Linked DNA regions of Homo sapiens: region 2 is linked to region 1. Evidence: chromatin loops called from intact Hi-C (ENCODE). Cell type or tissue: A673. All regions are shown on one strand.

What was found. A loop is a pair of places that touch in the nucleus more often than their neighbours do. Peaks named below come from ENCODE experiments on the same cell type or tissue, not always from the same donor. Only the 100,000 strongest peaks of a DNase experiment are listed, where the experiment ranks them.
Region 2: it touches region 1 in a loop (5-fold over the local background); 2 of 110 quality-filtered maps call a loop at or near these places.

The regions. Positions count from the first base shown.
Region 1 is chr14:38,207,815-38,210,314 of GRCh38, forward strand. It overlaps SSTR1 (somatostatin receptor 1), which reads left to right and starts at 90. Exons shown (of 3, transcript NM_001049.3): 1 at 90-290; 2 at 629-795; 3 at 1,232-2,500. The coding sequence starts at 1,576. It overlaps LOC124903303 (a long non-coding RNA gene), which reads right to left and starts at 1,473. Exons shown (of 2, transcript XR_007064117.1): 1 at 1,268-1,473; 2 at 1-462. RefSeq lists enhancers at 1-553, 1,537-2,240, 2,241-2,500. In A673, a CTCF peak has its summit at 1,417; a DNase peak (open chromatin) is centred at 1,407; H3K4me3 peaks cover 2,500 bases; H3K27me3 peaks cover 1,399 bases.
Region 2 is chr14:39,014,027-39,016,526 of GRCh38, forward strand. No RefSeq gene overlaps it. Among named protein-coding and RNA genes, the nearest start is that of SEC23A-AS1, 88 kb to the right of the region's middle. In A673, a CTCF peak has its summit at 1,543; a DNase peak (open chromatin) is centred at 1,545.

The DNA.
Region 1 (2,500 bases):
AAACCGTTTTGATTCTTAAATGAAGTCAGTGAGCTTCAGGCTTGCCTACATTGATATCTCCTAATGGTTTGGGCACGTGACCCAGAGCCAGCTCACAAATCAAGCCTCAGAAAGAGCTGACATCCTAGCTCTTCCCGGAAAAACTCGAATGTCGCCCTGCCGTTCCTGGGGTTGGTGACAGGTCTGGTCATCGCACGGCGGCAGCTCCTCACCTGGATTTAGAAGAGCTGGCGTCCCCGCCCGCCCAAGCCTTTAAACTCTCGTCTGCCAGAACCCGCCAACTCTCCAGGGTACAAAGTACAGCAGGGACGCGGGTGGAGCCCTTCCAAGCGGCGCAGCCTTATCTTTCCCGAGTGAACACCTAGGTGGATTCCCAACACCGCGCCTGGCACGTTTCTGGAGGGAGTCTCAAGCTCCTCCAGAGCTCCCAGCTGCGCGTCCTCGTTTCTGCAGTCGATATTCCTGTGGGAGACACGGGGGGCTCTGAGCGCTACGAGCTTTATTAAGAGATTTGCGAATGGTTCACTCAGGTCCCTGAACACTCCCAATAGCCTAAGCTGCCTGCTGTGTTATAGCGCAGAAGCCCCTAACGCACGGTGGTTGTCCTTTCTTCTCATAACGCTCGCAGCTTAGGGCCAGTTTCCGCGATTCTAAGAGTAATTGCGTGGGCACCTGTGCTGGGGCCAGGCGCAAAGAAGGGAGTTGGTCTGCGCGAAGATCGTCAACCTGCTAACAGACCGCACATGCACTTTGCACCGACCATCTACGTCTCAGTCTGGAGGTTGCGCACTTTGGGTAAGGAGGGCCCGGAACTTCCCTGGCGGGTCTGAGCTGCAAGGCAAGCGAGGGTGGGAAGAGGGAATTTAGGGTTCTGGACTGCGGGACGGGAGAGAAGCTGGGGTCTCCAGAGAAAAGGGCAGCAATGGAGGGAAACTGAGATGAACTCCAGACATCCATGTTCATGGATCCGTTTGAGTCTTTGCTTTGGGTAGGAGAGGAGTGGAATGAGACAGAATCTATACCTTTGGTTCCCACCCGCCCTCCAGTAAGGCCGAGGAACTCTCTTGGTTCCTCTGAGAGCAAGAGGCAGATGGTGCTGCGAGGGAACCCCGGAAGGAGCCACTAAAGTTGAGCAGAGTGCAGGACTGGGAAGGAAAAAAATGGGGGGCGGGGGGGACAAGCCACCTATGTGCTCTCCTCCCTTTCTCCACCCCACCCCCTTTTTTCGTAGCTGCTGACGCGCTGGTGGTGCCTATTAATCATTTACCAGTCCAGAGCCGCGCCAGTTAATGGCTGTGCCGTGCGGTGCTCCCACATCCTGGCCTCTCCTCTCCACGGTCGCCTGTGCCCGGGCACCCCGGAGCTGCAAACTGCAGAGCCCAGGCAACCGCTGGGCTGTGCGCCCCGCCGGCGCCGGTAGGAGCCGCGCTCCCCGCAGCGGTTGCGCTCTACCCGGAGGCGCTGGGCGGCTGTGGGCTGCAGGCAAGCGGTCGGGTGGGGAGGGAGGGCGCAGGCGGCGGGTGCGCGAGGAGAAAGCCCCAGCCCTGGCAGCCCCACTGGCCCCCCTCAGCTGGGATGTTCCCCAATGGCACCGCCTCCTCTCCTTCCTCCTCTCCTAGCCCCAGCCCGGGCAGCTGCGGCGAAGGCGGCGGCAGCAGGGGCCCCGGGGCCGGCGCTGCGGACGGCATGGAGGAGCCAGGGCGAAATGCGTCCCAGAACGGGACCTTGAGCGAGGGCCAGGGCAGCGCCATCCTGATCTCTTTCATCTACTCCGTGGTGTGCCTGGTGGGGCTGTGTGGGAACTCTATGGTCATCTACGTGATCCTGCGCTATGCCAAGATGAAGACGGCCACCAACATCTACATCCTAAATCTGGCCATTGCTGATGAGCTGCTCATGCTCAGCGTGCCCTTCCTAGTCACCTCCACGTTGTTGCGCCACTGGCCCTTCGGTGCGCTGCTCTGCCGCCTCGTGCTCAGCGTGGACGCGGTCAACATGTTCACCAGCATCTACTGTCTGACTGTGCTCAGCGTGGACCGCTACGTGGCCGTGGTGCATCCCATCAAGGCGGCCCGCTACCGCCGGCCCACCGTGGCCAAGGTAGTAAACCTGGGCGTGTGGGTGCTATCGCTGCTCGTCATCCTGCCCATCGTGGTCTTCTCTCGCACCGCGGCCAACAGCGACGGCACGGTGGCTTGCAACATGCTCATGCCAGAGCCCGCTCAACGCTGGCTGGTGGGCTTCGTGTTGTACACATTTCTCATGGGCTTCCTGCTGCCCGTGGGGGCTATCTGCCTGTGCTACGTGCTCATCATTGCTAAGATGCGCATGGTGGCCCTCAAGGCCGGCTGGCAGCAGCGCAAGCGCTCGGAGCGCAAGATCACCTTAATGGTGATGATGGTGGTGATGGTGTTTGTCATCTGCTGGATGCCTTTCTACGTGGTGCAGCTGGTCAACGTGTTTGCTGAGCAGGACGACGCCACGGTGAGTCAGCTGTCGG
Region 2 (2,500 bases), 810 kb after region 1:
ACATTATCAGTAAAGACATATTAGTAATAAAGATGTTATTAATGCACGTGATGATATATTTGTATACAATCTGTACAGTGCAATCTGTGGGTATCACTACTTACCAGTTGTGCAACCTGTCACAGGTCTTTGAGCCTTAGTTTCCTGGTATGTAAAATGTAGATAATAATGTGGATGTAGGGTACCAGGGTCAGGCATGGTGGCTCACACCTGTAATCCCAGTGCTTTAGGAGGCCAAAGCAGGAGGATCACTTGAGCCCAGGAGTCAAGACCAGCCTGGGCAACAAAGTGAGACCTTGTCTCTGCAAAAATAATAATAATAATGTGGAGTACCTGATAGACAATGAAGAGTTGGAGAGTAATGCCTCTCATTTGAATGACAGCCAGCACTTACAGGGCATATATTAAGCGCCAAGCAGTGTTCTAAATATATTATAGGTACTCAATTGTTTAATCTTCATACAACTCTATGAAGTAGGTGCCTATGATTTTCCCCATCTTGCAGCTGAAGAAAGAGGCCCAGAGAAGTTAAGAAATGTGTCCAGTGTAATTCGACTGGGAAATGGCAAAGCTGGGCTTTGAATCTGTACAGTGTTCCAGAGTCTGTGCTCCTATACATTTCACCCTGCCATTCCTCTGCTGTTTGCATTTGTGCTTAAAGTCAACATCAGTGGAGTCTTGTCCCCTAAAAGATATGGAACATATCTGTTTTTCCTTCTTCACTAGATGAAAATATATTTGATTATATTTTAAAAAGAAAATGTCTGAATCTAAACTCTGCTGCATTACCTCTACTGGAAATAGCAAATACTCAGACATAGATACTTAGAAATATCTGAGACACCACTATTTCTAACGTTTACCAAGCTGTTTATCCCCACAGAAGAAGCCCCCCACTCAGATAAGTAATTCACTCAAGCATGGAAACTGAGTAGGAGAGAATTTTTAACATTTTAGAATCTTCCACTAGATATCACTTTCTGACATAAATTCCCCTGACTATGGGTCTAGTGCTTTTGCTGGATCAAAAGTATTACTGCACTTTTAAATCTATACTTAGGTTGTGACCAAAATGAAAATGTGGCCAAAATATTAAATATTCTGCAAGAAATAGGTTAAAAATGTGGTCACATGTGAAGATGCTAGGATGAGGTGACCTCAAAATCCCACCCAACCTTTCTTGTTGTGCTATAGAATCCATAATTGCTGCTTTTAAAACAGTTGACTTACAGAGCATATAAAGAATTTCATTTATTTATAATTTTTTATGGGAACTCAGACTTTGAAAGTCTTTCATGCATGGTGTGCAGCTGAAGTCATTTTTCAATTTTGTACCCTTTCGGCAAACTATGTTTTACTTTTGGGGTCCAATTATTTCAGACATGAGCAAGGATTACCTTTTAAAATCAAGGACTAAAGCTTGGGTGTTGATAGAAAAAAATCACATAAAGAATTATTAATAGAAAAGTTCAGAATTTAAAGTGGAGAAAGATACTAAAAGCCTTGAGTTTCCTATTACAGAAGGAGCTACTGCCTCCCTGCGGTGATGAAGTGTCAGTGCCTTCAAACTACATTTGTCTCTTGATTGAAGTTTAGTTATCCTTAGCACTTTCAGATATGAAAAGCTTTCCTCTTTCTTTTTAGTTTATCCCTCTCGAATTTCTTTCTTTCGTCATTCTCTTATTTGCTCAAAGAAGCTTTAATAATATTAAAAAACAGAGTGAATTTAAAATGTTCACTCAGTTCAAAAGCTATTTCAGCAACCCTACAAATAAGTACAAAGTGAAAATAATAGAGAGAAATGTAATATCTCCCAATAGAACAAAAAAGCGCAGAATAATTTGTGACTCCCAACACAAATTTTCACAACCCTTCTAAAATTTAATAGTAAAGAACACTTGGCTAGAAATAAAATTGTAATATTAATTTTTTTAAATCACAAGATTCAGAAATAAGGGAGAATACACGCTAATGTATATAAGTCATCTAACACATGGAAAAATATTTCATTGATTATTTTAAATGAAATTACAATTTTCTTTCCAGGGAGTGTTTTGGGAAGATAATTGATTAAATCCTGTATGCTTCTCTCCCCGCAGATATCTGAGTGGTAGGTTAGTTCTAACTTTCTACAATCATGAGCAAGTGCTATTTTTAGTACAAGGTACTGCTCCATAAGTCATATTTATCCCTAGTCTATCAGCAGGTATGTAACCTACATACTACTGCATATAACATTATTGAATGATAATATCCCTGAGCTATTTTTTTAGCCACAACTGCCAAAAAATACCTACTGATGTTATGCAAGATGTTATAAAGTTGTGCAAAGGAGTGTCCATGTTTGGCTCAGACTCCAGGCAAGTAGGGCATTTCTTCACTAGAACACCCTTCCTGTGGCTACAGCCCACAAAAAAATCCCCACACTGCAGAGTGGACACAGCAGGCAGAAAGAACACGAACACACAACACTGCAGAAAGCTGTAGCAGCATCTCATTA